Regions from separate parts of the Mus musculus genome. Here regions 1 and 2 are each linked to region 3. Evidence: chromatin loops called from intact Hi-C (ENCODE). Cell type or tissue: gastrocnemius. All regions are shown on one strand. Links, peaks and the distances in the headings refer to the core of each region. The heading gives the core; the rest is flanking DNA.

Region 1 (5,587 bases), core at 165-5,164, 83 kb before region 3:
CCCAACACTCAAGGCTAGAGAACTGTTGAACATTCAGTGGCTCCCTCTGGGAAAAAAGAAAACACTGGTCTTAATGTGTCCTTCACACTCTGAAGGACAAGATCCTCTGCAGAGTTGGCCTTTAAAAGGGGCACGGGACACTGTTCAACACAGTGTTGGGAGGCATACGGTATCCTCATGCCCAGGAAAGCCAGCTTCCTCTCTTGAGCAAATGAGTCCATATGCGGGCACGGTAGAAGATGGGCATGTGGAGAAGCAATGAAGGCCTGGGGTAGTGACTTGTCAGTGTTGTGAGGTGACAGAAGCCACTTGATGAAGGGATTCGCTTGGGTGCAGGGTCTGTGAAGGGATCTAGTTGGTCATCACTGAGATGGTATGGCCACTGGAAGGATGGGAAGTGGCTGGCCACATTTCCTTCTCAGCCAGGACACAGAGAGAAAAGAGACTGGTGCTCAGCTTCCTCTACCCAGCTCTTGAGAAGTGCTGTCCACCTTGGGGGCCAGTCTTTCCTCCTCAGTTAAACCTCTCTGGAACTACCACAAAAATTCTTCTAGAGGTGTGTCTCCTAGGTGATTCAAAACCCAGTCAAATGGACAGTGAAGAACCATCACTGGTCGAAGCTGTTTCCATCATTCGAGGGGAGCTGAAGGCAACACGTTTTCCAGTAAAGGCAGGAAGAACTGTGTGGTGGCTTTCTTCTGGTTGATACTTCCTGATTGGTGTCACTGGAGGGTCTCCGTGGTGGAACCTCAGAACTTGAGAAACAAGGGTGTTAGAATAACTGCCACGCAGTCAACATTAGCTACCTCTGGCCACTCCAGGGATCTTCAGGCCCTTTTGGTAAAGTTAGTTATCTCAATTAAATGATGAGGACTCTAGATGAGGTGAAGAGTTTCAGCTGAGATTTGCACTGATGTCTATGAGCTAGCAAGGCCATGAGAATATCTTAAAGGATGAGAAATTCTTAACTCCCGTCATTCACTCGGGTGACTCCCTGGAGTTGACACTTTCCTCAGAGGAGAGTGAGCAAGCTGAGGTGGGACACAGGAAATCCATCCCACTCCTGTCCCCATCTTGCAATTGAGGGATAACCTAACTAAATTCCCACTGATGGTCAAGGTACACTCTATCTTGGATTCAAAGTAAAGGGTACGTAGACAGGCTAATGGCTCTGAGGCTACTCAAGTTAGCTTTCTTATATGTAAGAGCTACAAACTGCAAAATGGTCTCATGATGGTGAGCCTTCAGCCTCATTTCTAAAACTCAGGTTCAAAGAGTAACAAAACGCCGATTCTATATTTACCCTTTCCTGTTTTGTTTTGTTTTGCTGTTTAAATTCTGTGAGTTATGCATTAGCTCTTATTCTTATTGAGGTAATTAGTTGTATAAATTTTCTTCTACTAACTACAATATCTGTGCGACATTGATTGTTATGTTGCTTTCTTTTTTTTTTTTAAGGTTTATTTATTTATTTTATATGAGTACACTGTAGCTGTCTTCAGACACATCAGAAGAGGGCAACGGATCCCATTACAGATGGTTGTGAGCCACCATGTGGTTGCTGGGATCAGGACCTCCCAGAAGAGCAGTGAGTGCTCTTAACCTCTGAGCCATCTCTCCAACCCCCCTATGTTGCTTTCTTAATTAAATGTTCTGTGATTTATTTTTGTATTTTCTTTTTGACATTAGAGAGATATGAAATAACCTCAATGATCACGTGGTCAGGAAAATCCAGTCTTTCAAAGCAGACTTACCCATTTCTACAAATATGCTGAGGAAGGGAGAGAGAGGGAGACGTCAAAGGACCAAAAAACAAACAACAAACACCGAGTCACAATTTGTGTTTGGATTTTGATCACAGAACAAACAATTAAAAGAAGAAACGTTTATGATCCAATCTGGGAAATTTTAGCATTAACAGGATATTTGACATAATTAATAAGTTAGTTTATTTTGTATGAAATGACATATACACATTTTTTTTCCTTTTCAAAATGCCGTTACTTTTAAGAAACTTTCCCAAAGTATTGACCAGTAGAGTAACAAGTCAGAGTTGATTCAAGATAAATCGAGGCAGAGGTAGTAGATGAAGCCAAAATGTATACATAAAACAGTCTCACTATGGATTTGATAGTAATTGAAGCTTGATAGTGAATGTTGAAATTTCATCCTATCTCTCCTCTCCCTTGGCAATGTTTGAAGTCTCATGATGAAAAATGTCTTTAAATTTAAAATACACATACCATTGGCCATTCCTAGGTTTCCCCCTTACATGAACCTATCTTGTATGTACTTGTTCTTATGTAAAATGATAATGCACTCGAGAATAGTCATTGCAGAGCTGTTTGTAACAGCAAAATACTGGATGAGATCAAGTGTCCCCCAATAGGAGACTTGTTAAACACAGCTTGGTACACTTTCAAAGTGTTTATGAGTGTAGCTGTTGAAAATGTGGTAAGTATATTTACTGATTTAGCATGATCTCCAAAACAACAGCAACCAAGAAAAATAAAAGTGGAGACCATTTTCCTAGGTTGTAATCATTCATTTGCTTTTGTGATCAAGAAGAGGAGCTGCAATACAGTCAGTCTTGTTTGTGACTGGGCCTAGTTAGCTGTCGGGTTGGGAGACTGCAGGGGAAGGAGACTATTTTTTTTTTTTTTTTGCATATACTTTTGTCTTCTGTGACATTCAAGGAATCCAAATGTGTTATTTATTAACAATTTTTAAATGTTTGAAAACTGAAAGTAACACATGTTCATTGAAAAAAATAAGAAACTAATCACTTAGAATTACAGAGTCAGAGGAGGGTTGTCGGGGAAACGAAGTTTAGACAATTGCTAGGTTTAATATCATCTACACATATTAACAACTCAAAGAATAAACTATTTAAAAATGAAAATTAGGAGACAATCTGGATGCATGAACAGACCGGTTACTGAAAGATAACTTGCAACCACCCACCTTTTTACAATGAGTTCTTCAATCATTCTGAATTGACGGTTTTGTATCACACTGGATGAAACATTCTGGAAAATATAAATTCTACTAGGGAAGTATAGAGCCCCGAATTCAGTCCTGTACCTGAGCGCCCTACCTATGATGAGATCTCTGCCCTCAGGTAAGTCCTGAGGCTTCCTAGTCTTCAATTTACTCCTTTGCAACATGATCTAACTAAGATCTAGTTTAAGGAATTACTGTGGAGGTCTGTAGTCCTTCGCTGTCTTGCATATAAACCAGTTAGGACCAAACAGTGCCACGTTTAGCACAGAGCGGGTCATTAGTAAACAGTAGCTCTTTTTTAAGAGTGAAGGGGTGGTAAATCCAAGAATAAGAAGCCTGCATGCTGCATTCTCATCGGGGAGGAGATTAAGACTTAGCTCCTGTTCTAAAAATGGAAATTTCTCTTCTGGTTGAAAAAATGCTGCTGTAGATAACAGGGTAGTTTGTCAAAGGAAAAGAAATCAGGACAGAGTCTAATTCCCCAAGCCACAACAAAGGCGAGTGAAAGGTTACCGAGTTCTCTTGTTTATTACAGTGGGCCTGTAATTCTGTTACCAGCCATCCACTCCCTGGGCCCCAGGGCCACACAGCTGCGGAAGCTGGAGGGAATGAGCTCTTAGCTGCACGTCCCAGGATGCTCAGGAACCATGTGAGAGGGCAAATCCTTGGGAAAGCAGCTCTCCAGGTGATCCCAGAAGGGCTATGAATGAAACAACTCCTTGGAATCTCAAAGGCCTGCGGGCAGGGTATTGGAACCCCACCTCGTGTTTTCCATTTCAGGAAGAGGGGAGGAGGGGGAGGAAGAGCAGACACAGAAGTGTTAGGAACTCTAAACCCCAGCCTCATGTATCACATCCTCTGGCCATGGGAGGAAATACAGACGGAAACATCACTAAATCAAAAGGTTCAGGCTGTGGATCAGAGTGAATCAAACGGTGACTTTGGATTGGCCTGCACCAGCATGAAGACGGAGTATCTGAGGCAGGCGAGTACTATTACCTGGTGGCAAGCCAGCTAGTGAGAGAGGCTGGCTGCAACCTCACCTGTGAGGAATAGACTGGGGTTGCCTTCTGATGGCGGTCACTTCATGGGGACCTGGAGGACATCATCGCCATCAGGAAGAAAGCAAACACATGAACGAGGTCCAGGAGACAGACATCCCTATATGGGTGTCACCGACTGACCGTCAGCACTGGAAAGCTTTGAGAGCACCTTTGTCCCTTGGAGGAGAGAGATTCCTCCCACGTAGACATCCCCACTCAACCCTGGGCAGGAAGCTGCCTGCATGACTCAGCCCTGATTCAGAGCTCACCTCCCAATTGCCTCACATGGTTGGGAGGTGAGTAAGTGTCTCGGATCAGAAAGCCAGGAGAAGCAACAGGAGTGATCAAAACCCATGCCCTCTCCACCTGAGGATCGGGAGGAGGCAGGTGTCCACATGCATCTGGAAGACACAGACCCATGTCCTGGTGTGGTGGCTCAGCAGGTTCAACATGCTTTCTAAAAAGCACCGAAAACCAGACAGTTGACAGGGCCACCGCAGCAGTCTTCTCAGAGCTTATGCAAACAAGGGCTGCCTAAGGCTTCCTCCAACAAAAGGGAGGAGTTCCCATCTTCTACTCCTAGAACCCATACTCTGTTCATTTGCCCGAGATTACCAAGATAAGCTTAGCACTAAACCAAGGGCCACCACCTCCCCTTCTGCAGCCTTTCAGGCTCTGCTAGGGAGGGAGATGCTGGGCTCTCTGAGAAGCAGTTTCCATGTCCCATTTATTTTCTCTCTCTTTTTCACAAACGTGGTTAGTGGATGCAAATAGTCAGTGTTTGAAGCCTCAAAACACGCCTGACTCCCAGCCAAACCCACAAACGACTCTATGATTCTTAGTTTTCCATGGGTGGTTAAAGCTTGCTTGGAACACTGGATGCAAGTTTCCACTGTGGCTTTGACAGGACACTGAGAAAGACTCTGGTTGGCTGAACCACCAAAAGGGGGGGGAAAAAAAAGAAAGAAAAAAAAAAAAAACCAAAAACCTCTGGCATCGAAGTTCCGTCCTGTCAGCGAATGTTGGACTCATGAGAGCTTTCCTGGTACAGATCCTGAAAACATGCGCTCACTGCATGTTTGAGACCTCTCTGTTCTCTGCTCTCAGGCCTTTTCTGGACAGACTTATTCACCCTTCAGCTTGCCTTCTTTGGCTGTCTTACTCTCTCTTGCCCTGGTCAAGACACCTCAAAACGCTTACACACATGGCCTGTGACCATTTATCCCTATATTCCTGAAAGGGGACAATTCCTTCTCCTGGGATGTTTACTTAAGCCACACTAAACCCATTTCTCTTGTATGGAGTAATTTTATGAGTCAGCCTTGCAACTTTGAGATCTCACTCTCTCTCCTTCTCTCTGGTAGACAATCTTAATAGTCTGTCCAAGAAGGGCTCTGGGACAGCCTGGCTAGAGGAGGGAGTGGCTGAACTCAGGACTGATGGAAAACTATGGAGCCATGGTAACTTTCTGTCACTACAGAGAAAATCAGTCTGGCTCACAGTTGTGAGTGTTCTTGGTTAGTGTCATTTCGTGGGCCTGT
Region 2 (5,587 bases), core at 165-5,164, 77 kb before region 3:
CTTGCATATATCCTCGAGACCTTCTGATTTCCCACCCTTGTTGCCTTGGGATGAGCTCTCCTGCCCTATTTAATCACTGTCTGCTTCCTGGTGTTGCTGTTTCTGTAGTAGGTCAGGCTTAAAAGCAGAAGAAGGACATTCTTGGGAGGTTTTACAACGAAGATGCTTGGCAAGTTCCCAGGCTGGGGAATCAGAGAGTGTAATGCGATCCTAAGCTAGAAGAGGGACTTTGGGACCACTTCCTGTTGACTCTCTGCTCCATGTGACCTCAGTCAACTTCAACCAGCGAGGAAAGAGTTCTTTCAGTACAGAGAATTTCTTCCCTTTTTACATATCAGTTATTGTATTGTTGGCCAGGACCTTGAAACCTTGAGTATGCTAATCTGCTAATCTCTCTCTCTTCCTCTCCCCCCTCTTTCTCTCTCAAACTCTTTTCATATCTTTCTCTTGAACTCTCTCTTAAACTAATTCTGTCTCTCTGAGCTAGAACCCAAGTTATCAGGCTAAGCCTCTTGGAATGTCTCTCTTTACTCTGTCTCCACCCCACCCCACCCCGCCGTCTGCTACCCAGGACCACCACACCCCTTCCCGATATCACCAATATACTACACACAGTAACTCCACACACACACACACACACACACACACACACACACACACACAGAAGCTGTGTGGAATACCTGTGCGTGCATTGTGTCACATCATTCCACACCATCTTTCTCTTGCTATTATCTGCAGAAGGAAAGGCTGTGAGCCCCTCTCAGGAAGCATTGAAACATTTCTGTGTTCACATGGTTTCCCAGCTTGGTCACTATTTACTGAATTGAACTCAGGTTTCCTGAATATACCTGAACCAGTCCGTATAAGGCCATGCAAAAGCTGTCTGGAGGTCAAGGTCATCAGGGCTGACGCCCATTCAGGCAGTGTAGTGATTTAGGCTTTGCGCTGAGATCTTCTTTGCAAACAGATTGACTGCAAGCTGATTAGGAAAGCTGGGCCTTGCACCAGGTGGCAACATACTTGGGCTTGGGAGTCATTCTTCCTGCATTAAGGGAAGTAGCTTCCAGGTCGTATCATTTGTAGGTACTCCAGGGACCTGAGAGTAAGGCTGCCAGACAGTTGCGCGTGGGAAAGTCTGAGTCCACCTATTCCTCTAGAGCACAGCTGCCTCCTGCCCACGCCCAGCACTGCCCACCACAGCTCTACTACATCCCAGAGAATTTTTCTCACAGGGGCTTCCAGGGCATCCCCCGTCTACAGATGAACCCTCTCTTCATTTCTGAGACCCAAATCTAAATTCACCTCTTTCCTTTCTGCAAGAGTCACACCAATTTGTCTATTGCTCACTTTTTAAAACATTCTGTCGGTACTAACGAGAGCCAAACCTGAACCGAGAAGCCCTTCAGTTTCTCTGAGGTCCTCCTCTGTCTAACAGCACAAGCGTGTGATATGGCTCACTGCACAGGCAGGTACACCATCCTTGGGCAACAACTCAGCCACAGCCTTATGAGACTTCCTCAGCCCTTAGACGTGTTTCTGAGAGTCTGTGAGCAGGGCTGGGAGAGATAGGAGCTCTGACACCACCTCTTCCCCCTGTCAGTCTTAGAGCAAATTCACTTGGATTGAGAGACTCAAGTTATGAATGGAAAACACTGGCAAATGCAGGCAGGACCAAAAGGTTTCTACATCCCTTGACTGGCCCTCTGTGCCCACAGATAGCTGCGAGGATTTCCAAGTCCAATAATCCTACTTTGATTTCAGCACCGGGGTTGCTTTCCAGCTCAGTAAAGGCGTCTTCCTTGTGCTACTGGAAGATGGTAGACCCTTCGGGAAGGGGATGTTGGGAAGACTTCAGACCACTGAGGGTGGCTTTGTTTGTTTTTAAAAGGTAATTGGGGGAATCTAGCTCTTTCTGCTTCTATCGTTTTCTTCTCAGCCAGGAAGTGAGCAGTAGCTTGCTCCAGTATACTGTCTCTGCTTTGATGTACCGCCACAGGGCCAAAACAACAGAATGATGGTTGAATGATGCGATTCTCCTGTCCCAAGACCTATCTAGGTTCTCTGTCTGATAAAGAGCCAGAGAAATGGGTATAACCTATCATGGGGCTTCCTCAAGGCTAGGTTTTATTATTATTATTATTATTATTATTATTATTATTATTATTATTATTATTATTATTGGGTCCCTGAGGCATCTGTGTGAACTAGATGGAGAAGCATGGGGCGTACTTTTCCATGGCAGCAGATACCAAAGCCATGGCCAGGAATAGGACCTACCCCAGTGTCTCTGCCAGAACAAGTCTGCACATGCCTAGATCCTAGACAGTATCTATGTCACATTACTAAAATGAAGAGATGTCACAGGGATCAGAAATCCTGGAGACTCAGCCCTGTGACCATCTGCATGCAGGTGGAGCGGGAGGTTTTTGAAGAAGGCAGGGTTCTGAGTGTGAGGCTGGGACACGGGGAACTTGGTAACCTGGGGAGGAACCAGGATCAGATTAAAGGTGGGAGGGTAGTTTTATCGCTCAGATGAAATCAGAGCCAGGCAGCTGGCCAGCTGGAAGGGGAGCTGGGAAGGCTAAAGCCAGGATGACTTCACTGGCAACTCCTCCACCTTCTAGTAGCTTCATTTGCCTTCCTCCCTTTATAGTCTCTGAAGAGACCATGCCCTACACACAGCCCTCATACAAGCAAAGTCAAGCATTTTCTTTGCATCTAGTGGGTTGGTGGTGGCTACTCTTCACGACTATTTTCATCAACCACTTCTAATATACCAGCATCTCAGTAAGGACTCACTCTGATCTTTGGCAAGCTATCTGCCAACAGGTTTATTAGGGTGAAACCGTTTGAAGTCTATTGTGATTGCTAATCTCTGAGAAAACAGGTCACACATTGTACTGCTAGTTGGTGGTGGTATCCAAAACCAACACTGGCCTGTGTTTCTCAGGCAAGAAGGATTCTTGGCTCAGGCTCCAGAGGGAAGTGTGTGGTATGCACGTCTTCTTGTATCAGCTTGTGCTCTGTTGTGCTGGCAGCCAGAGGGTCCACATAGGTGGGAAAAAATGTTGCAGAATGCAAGACAGGGAGCTGTGAGATTCTTGACCCTTTTAGATTTGCTCTCACAGTGCTAAATAGCCTGTCAGGGGAAAGCCAAAGCCATGGCCGCTGGCATAGGAAGAGCTATGGGATGGACCCATGCTGGGTGTTTTTAGGAAGCTACATACCACACAATAAGCCCACCTCACATAAGAAGCCATGGGACCTAGGCACAGAAGGTGCTGGAGTGCATCAAGTCCATTTCATCGATTGCCCAGTCTCCAACATTTTGCTCCTAAACCTACGGCTGTGCACTGAGTTGCCATGAAACTTAAAGAGGAACAATAACACGAGCAAATGCTCAAAGAATGCAAGTAAGCCACACAGAGCCCCCTCTGCTTGAGACACCTACAGCTGATTTCAGCTTAAAAACCAATCCTAAAATGTACACAAAACGAGAGGATATTAGCATATATTTCTTGTATTATTTTAAAAAGGTAACTAAAAAGCCCAAATTCTAACTCTGGAAGAAGTATCAATGTCCATGCTGTCTCATTCAGAGACAGTTTTTAAGATGATAAACTGTGGTGTACAAGGTTTGTTTCATTAACCCTTTCCAAGCACGGCATAGTGAACTTTCTCTCTTATTCCTGATTTTAATGGGAGTCTTTTATTTCTGACACATCCAGAGTCCTCGTCTTTGGGATGAATAACACAAGAATAATGTCAGAACTTGGAGCTATTTTGACATTCACAGTGTATAAGGCCAAGGATAGGGTTCAGAGGTAAAGCCATTGCCTAGCATGCTTTAGGCTTTGAGTTCCATCTCTAGAACGATAACAATGAAAAGGCAGGGCTCCTATAACGTCCTTCCAGGAATCTGATATGTACTAAGTGACTCATGGTTACAGTCCCCCACAAGATGAGTAAATCTCCCTCCATCCACTTCAAGTGTGATTAGAAGAAAAGAAACTAGCTGAATAAAGCTAAAACTCTAGTAAGTTCTGGTCAGGACTAAGATATGGAAGGCATATCTCACTTCTGGATATATATCCCGAAGCCCCCAAATCAGGATCTGTACCCACTCACAGAAGTACCCATGACCACAAGAGGTGTATATACCTGAAGTGTCCATAGATAGATGGATGGAAGAACAAACTCTTGCATATACAATGGAATGATAGACATAATAAAGTATTACATAGTCCTAGAATGGCAGGAACTTCTGACACATGCTACAGCACAGGTAAAACTGGAGGACAGTATGTTAAGTGTAATAAGCCATTCACAAAAACACAAATCTACAAAGCAGCCAGATTAATACAGATAGGAAGAACAGGGGGTGGGTGGGGATGGTAAGGATGGAAGTAGAGTCAGAATTCCATTTTTAGAAGACTAAAAAGTCACCCAGTTGGTATATTAGGTTCAAGACCACAGTGTGACTGAAGTAGACATTTAACAGTATTTAAGAAGGTGAGGGAAAATATGTGGCAAGTGCATGTGTGTAAAGTGATGGAAACATGGGCAGAGCCCTCAACCAGACCCAAGAATCTTCAGTGCTCAATTTTATGTGCTCACTTGATTGGATTACTGTGTAGCAAGCTATTTGGCCAAACCTTACTCTGGAGTTGTGGGTGAGACCCACCCTTGGCTCATCAGCCTTCTGATACAGAGACAGAGTAACCAAGAGGATCAACGTCAAAGGGGAAGAGGTTTATTTTGACTCCTGGTTTCGGAAGATTCAGTCCATGGCCACTTGGCCCTGTTGCTTGGGATCTGTGGTGAGACAAAGGCCTATGGCAGATGCATATGAAAACGAAGGATGCTCACCTCATTATGGCCAGGAAGCAATGAGGAAAAAAAGGAGCCAAATTTGGAAAAAAGAGAGTGTGACTTCCATGAACCACTCACGGGCACTTGCCAGCAGCCTAACTTTCTTCCATTAGGTCAAAGTCCTAAAAGTCCTAAAATGTCCACCATTTTCCAAAAGTGCTTTCATCTGGGGACTGTTTTTGTTTGCTTTTTTTTTCAACACCAGAGCCTGTGGGGGAAACATTTAATATTCAAACATAATAGCATTTGAATTTTCATGACAAATGAAGCAGTTTAGCTTTTATTTTATGAGTGCCCTTCAACCTGTTAGGGCCTGGGTAGAGCAAAGCCCGACCTACCCAGAGGAGGAGAGATTTCTTTCTGCCTGACATTTCTAGGCTGGATCATTGGGCTTCCTTCTCAATAGCTGAAATAGAAATTCAGCAGCTCCTGTGTCCCAAGCCTGCCCATTCTCACCAAGTCAACTCTCCCTTTCCCATTTCTCAGGCTCAAGGCTCCCTTTGGCTTTCAGCTTATTGACTGACTTGCTGACCCCAGACTTGTCAGCTGCCACAATAGTGTAAGCCATTGTGTGTGCACGTGCATAGAGTCATCCCTCAGTATCACAGGGAGATCGGCTCCAGGAGCCCCTTCAGGATACCAAAATCTGCAGATAGTTGATACTCATATAAAATGGTATCTAGTATTTGCAATAAAACCAAGGGGGTATCCTTGC
Region 3 (5,587 bases), core at 331-5,330:
ACATCACGTGCCCTTCCTATTTTCAGATGTAGTTTTAGTGAGAGGAAGGCTGACCTCTCCTCAGAAAGGCACTGGCTCTGACCTGCCTGTTATCTGAAGCCCTGCTTTCACAACTCCACACTTTTGGTCTCTCCATCAGTAGCTGTCTGCTGGGAGTTCTCATCTGGCTGCTTTGTTCATGGTGCTTCAGAGGTGATGAGCTGTGTGTGAGGCCCCTTCAGATCCAGGGCCCAGGAGGGACATTCCACAACAGGGCCTGTGGGCAGAAACAAGAGACTTCTGGAGGATTTAGGGGTTTGCTATAAGAGGGAGGTGTGCACATGGAAACCAACCAACATGTTTGTGACTGTACTTTAGGCAGCACCAGAAGGACAGGGCAAGCCTGCACTGATTTGGATGGCTTGGAGTTTTCAATTTTCAGATTTTTTTCCCTGTTGCTATTTCATGTATTCAGACTTGAGAATTGCTTACTAAGCTGAGTTGGAAACTTATATTTGAAGTGGCAGGAGACCCCCTAGGTAAGAGCAGGACCCTGCTACTCTAATAGATGTATGATCCATTTTTTCCCTTGTATAAAAAAATTCAAGGTTCCAATTGGAGCCTTAGTAGGAAGATGTAAAATTCCAGTACAAAATCATGCTTGCTGGCCTCTTGTGTCTTGACAGTATATTGTAGTGCAAGTCAGATAAGTTCCTCTGGTGGTAGACAGTTCTTGAAAGTACCCCAAGGGGTAGAGACAGAACAGTTGCTTCTGGAAGCATCTTAGACTATGGTTTTCCAGTCTGAACAAGAATGTATCTACAACGAAACATTTGCAGTTAGCTGGGCAGCAGGCACATCCAAGACCACTCATAACCTGGACGGGCAAATGGATGTGTCCTAACTTTTAGCCATAGAGGGGAGGTGACAGTCCCAGCTGAAATTATAAATAGTTAGTATACTTCTCTGAAGAGAGGCAATCTGTGGCTATCTCAAGTTGCAAGTTAGCAGAGTTCATAGGAAAGCAAAGTTTCCAGTTGCCCTTTTGATAAACACATTCTTGGAAAGGGCTACCTACTGAGGGACCCTGGGGAAGATATTTTGAGCAGTCTGAGGCTGTCTGTCTGCACTCTTTGTTCTCACAGTTTGAAGTCCTTTCCAGTTTAATTATCAGGAATGAGGAGTTAGCATCCAACTGGCAGTTTTGATCAATATCTGTCAGCTAGGATCTGGTGGGCACCAGAACATGAAACATCCCAAGGCCTTCACTGCCCTATCCTCTGGTCACAGGGATACGAGGAGTTCATAGAGGTGTTTATCAGTGCCCACTAACATGGATTTTTGCTTTGTCTCTTTTTATTAGTCCTTCCATCTATACTGTCCTGACCCCAGCATGCGGCACACACAGTCATACCTGCTGCTGAAGTTAAGGACGTTTAATATATAGTTTATGCACCAAATAAACACTATGACCTCAGTTACGTATCCCTCATGTACAATCTTGGTCTCAAAGACGCTGTTTACCTACATTGTCAGTCTGATTCTCTTTCTTGACCTTACTACCATTACTGAAGTCTCAGGTCATTGGATCATGGAAGACATGAGGCTTCAGAACTACCCTTTAGTTTTAATAGTAAATAAATCTTCTGCAACTCATTTGCATCTTAGTTCTCCCAGTATATCTTAAGTCCTCTAAATATTTGAGAACTGGTTTTGACCACTGCTGAATCAAATCTCCTGCCTGGTTTTAGAGTTGCTGGATGGGAAGAGCCACACCCCTTCTGTGCAGTGGTGTTGTCTGTCTTCTAACACTACCACCACCTTCTCATTTCCCACAGTGCTATTCACTTGAGCCATATGAAATTGCCACCATGTGAAGATCAGTACAGAGGAATAATGAGAAGTGTTTACCTCCTGTAAACACTATTGTCTTGGTTACATGGTGACAAAGAGACACCATGACCAAAGCAACTTATAAAAGAAGATACTAATTGGGGATTACAGTTTCATGCCTATCATGATAGGAGCATGGCACAGGCAAGACAGGCATGGGGACAGAGCAGTAGCTGAAAGCTTACATCTTGGAATAACCACAAGGCAGAGATAGATAGCTGGGAATGGCATGAGCTTTTGAAACCTCAAAGCCTACCCATAATGACACACCTCTTCCAAACAAGGCCACACCTACTAATTCTTCCCAAAGAGTTCCACTAACTGGGGACCAAATATTCAAACATAAGAGCCTACTTAGGCCATTCTCAACCATTCAAACCCCCACAATACCTCTGAAGTTCCCTTTCAGCCTCCAATCTTATACATTACATAGGTGTACACACTAGCCCCCAACCCAAGCTGTTTTCCTAAGGAATTTATGGCAACTAAACTTCCAAGTAGTTGTGAATTCCAGTGTTCTGACTCTGGCTCCCTACTGGCCACTTCTCCCCCCAGCTCAGATGTAAACAGTCTAAAAATCTAAACAGTATTTTCATGGCCCATTTTGACTGCAGAGATCACAATGCAAATCACCCAGTTTCTCCATTTTGAGGTTTTGACATACCAGTTAGAAACATCAAAAATACAGGTAAACTTACAGAAAAATCAGCAATGAAATTGGAACCATCTAAATGAACAATTCATCTCTTACACTGTAAATGTTTAGGGTATAATGTCTGTGTTTTACATGGAAAAAAATAAGGAGTCTTGTGTGGAAATCAGCATCACATGAATTCATGGAAAACCCCTGCCTGAAGCAAGTCAGCGAGGATCCCCAAAGGTCATGTCAAAGGCCAAGTACTTGACAGCTGCTCCAGCAAAGGGAGATGTGAGCACGTGTTCCTGTGTGCCAGCCTGGCCAGTGGCACTGAACCAAGAGGAGCGGCTGGCTTCCATCCCAGGAGTTGCCTTCCCTGTCAATCATGTGCTCTTGGCATGTCTGAAATGGAAACAGAGGGCAGACATAGTAACTGAGGGCACACTAGACGTCCTTTCTGAGTTGTCCAGCGGGACCAGTTTGGAGAGCAGGAGTGGGCCTGATTTGTGTGTTCTACGGCTTCACCTGGCATAGCCTGAAGATCTAGTGTAAGTCCGTTTGCCCCTGGATCTTCACCTGACATTGAATTAGGACAAGTATTACAGGCCATTACAAGGGGACATGAAATGCTCCTGGAAGTGCTTTCTACAGTGCCTGGCACACAGGTCCTTCAGGACTGAAATTAAAAATCAATCAAAATAACACTGTTGGTCGCTGAGTTGCTTGAAATAAAGTGTTCTGGATGCTTAGAAATAAGAGCTGTCAAGACTAGGGAAGAGTCCTGTGGTCCAACATGAAGAATGTGCTGCCAGGTGCCATTGCTATCGTCCTACAGTTGTGGGAAAATCTGAGAAGGCTTTACAGGTAAAACAGCAAAGATACAAAGGCAAGAATGAAGCCATTCTATTCACGAGAACTCAAAAGGGACTAAACCCACCAAACCATTGTGCCAGACACTATAGGAAGGAAGAAGGAGCCAAACCACCATGTTGGCTCATGTTCATAGATAATAGACACCCGAAAAGGAGGATTCTCACATTGAAAGTGCCTGCTCGGCACTACACTGGGGTTTCTACCCAGAGTGTAAGGCAAAAAGTAGCCACAAGGCCTGAGATATCATTCTACCAAAGCAGTCTCATGGGAAGTGACAGCTTATATACAGCTGAGCAGCAAGGGCACACTAAAATGAGAGCTTTCACCTCACGAGTGGATCTAACCAACCGGACAACAAAAGAAGCAGCTAGTGGGCAATCACGGATTTTGATGACTGATACTCACCTTTGCCCCAGTTCTTTTTTCCTGGCGTTACCATGACAGTGTATTCATCTACATGCTGTCTTTTCTCTCGAAGTTTCATGTGTCAGCATTACCTTGTTAATGAGATACTTTCTGATCTTGGCTCACATTTTTATAGCCTATTTGGAATCTCTGAAGTCACAGCGCCAGAGCTGGGATCCCTTAGCACCCACTGACCTCAGGGGCAAAGCCAATAAGCCCAAGCGCAGGCAGCACCAAGCCCCATCCAGGATGTGCAGGGAAACCGACCACATTCTGCATACACTGGTGACCAGAAATGAGACACCATGACTTCTAGACATAACTCTTATTTGTCTTTATGTTAAAAATGTTATTTAACATAAAGTTGAAGTCAGTGATATTTCTATAGCTCTGGTTTCTTTTTATTTGCAATTACTATTTTCCATGCTTTGTCACATTTTCAAATCAATGTGATGGGGCTGGAGGGATGATAGCTCAGAGATTAAGAGAATACAATGCTCTTCTAGAGGACCTGAGTTTGGTTCCCATCAAACACATGTGTTTGGGACAAGTCACAACTGCCTGGAACTGCAGCTCCAGGAAAGACAAGTCTTATCCCTGAAGACCTGTACTCATGTGCTCACACCCTCACACAGACACACACAGACATATGAACAGTTCAAATAAGATATGAGAGTTCTATGTAGTTTAAAGCTGTTGGGATTTTGCTGGGACAATCTCTCAGCTAGCTTCCAACTTAACTCAACCTCCCAGCCCGTGTCCCTGCCATCTGGCTCGTTCTTTACCTCCCTGATCTACTTCAGTCTCCTTTCTCTTCCCTTCCCTGTCTCTTTTGATTCTGCTACCTCTGCTTGCCCCCCATCTATGTCCTTGCCTGCTCAGAAGTTCTGCCCCCTTACATCCTGCCCCAGCTATTAGCTGTCAAATCTTTATTATAACCAATCAGTAGTAAGACAATGTCTGGTCCATCTCTTTGGTTGCCTAAGGCATCGAGGACCGCATAACCTTCATCTTTGGGGTAGATGTGGAAGGACAAGCATTTTCAAATAGAAAACCTGGTTGTGGCTCATAGAAATAATAATACCAAAATTCTGCCAGCACTTAGATCTCTGCTGGAACAGAATTACCATTTGAAAAGACAACACATGCCATAATACAATGTGAAGAAAGGTCACCCCAACAATAGTAACCTGGTGGGAAATGACATGGGACTATCTCTAAGTAGGCCTGGCACTAGGCTTCCACTTCATTTAACACCAGATATGAGTATGTGTAAACATACCTTAACTGTATGGGTTTTAATTTATTAACTAGTAGATGGAAAGAGTGATAATTTACTGAATCAGTTGGTTAAATGTTACAATTATGGTAAGCCACTGCCACCATCCTAGTGAGAGAGCCTCCATCCTGGCTCAGGTAGCAATTATTTTAACGTAGTTTTGGTCACCATGGCTTTACCTTGGTTTGCACATGAATGGCAGTTATCAACAGATTCTCTGATAATACTTGATGAATATTTGCCTCATATCTAGCTCCTTGTACATTTTTAGAAGTCACACACACACACAAATACACCCCACAGTAAATGAGGAAACCTAAATGACATAAATTACAGATAGATGTCGCGAAGTGACTACATACAGAATCTTAACAGTTGGAGAACACTGGAGGTTATCTCTGTAGTCTTCTAGTCAACAAAGTGCATTGTGGGAGATGAATGACTAATAGGTGACCCATTACCAGTGTGCCCAAAATAGCTGGTGATGAACTGACCAGGAGAAGATTCATTAAGAGTCAGGT

Evidence for each region. Hi-C counts contacts between places; a loop is a spot of excess contacts. Peaks named below come from ENCODE experiments on the same cell type or tissue, not always from the same donor. Only the 100,000 strongest peaks of a DNase experiment are listed, where the experiment ranks them.
Region 1: it touches region 3 in a loop (2.4-fold over the local background); 3 of 42 quality-filtered maps call a loop at or near these places.
Region 2: a loop joins it to region 3, with 2.0 times the contacts of the local background. A loop is called at or near these places in 2 of 42 quality-filtered maps.

What each region holds. Positions count from the first base shown.
Region 1 is chr1:43,164,499-43,170,085 of GRCm38, forward strand. It overlaps a transcript of Fhl2 not described here. Among named protein-coding and RNA genes, the nearest start is that of Fhl2, 3.3 kb to the left of the region's middle. In gastrocnemius, for the core only: no CTCF peak of the experiment used is centred there; no DNase peak of the experiment used is centred there.
Region 2 is chr1:43,171,078-43,176,664 of GRCm38, forward strand. It overlaps a transcript of Fhl2 not described here. Among named protein-coding and RNA genes, the nearest start is that of Fhl2, 9.9 kb to the left of the region's middle. In gastrocnemius, for the core only: no CTCF peak of the experiment used is centred there; a DNase peak (open chromatin) is centred at 2,545.
Region 3 is chr1:43,247,633-43,253,219 of GRCm38, forward strand. It overlaps Gm29040 (a long non-coding RNA gene), which reads right to left. Exons shown (of 3, transcript XR_003947809.1): 3 at 526-2,911. Among named protein-coding and RNA genes, the nearest start is that of Gm29040, 11 kb to the right of the region's middle. In gastrocnemius, for the core only: no CTCF peak of the experiment used is centred there; a DNase peak (open chromatin) is centred at 2,854; H3K27ac peaks cover 778 bases.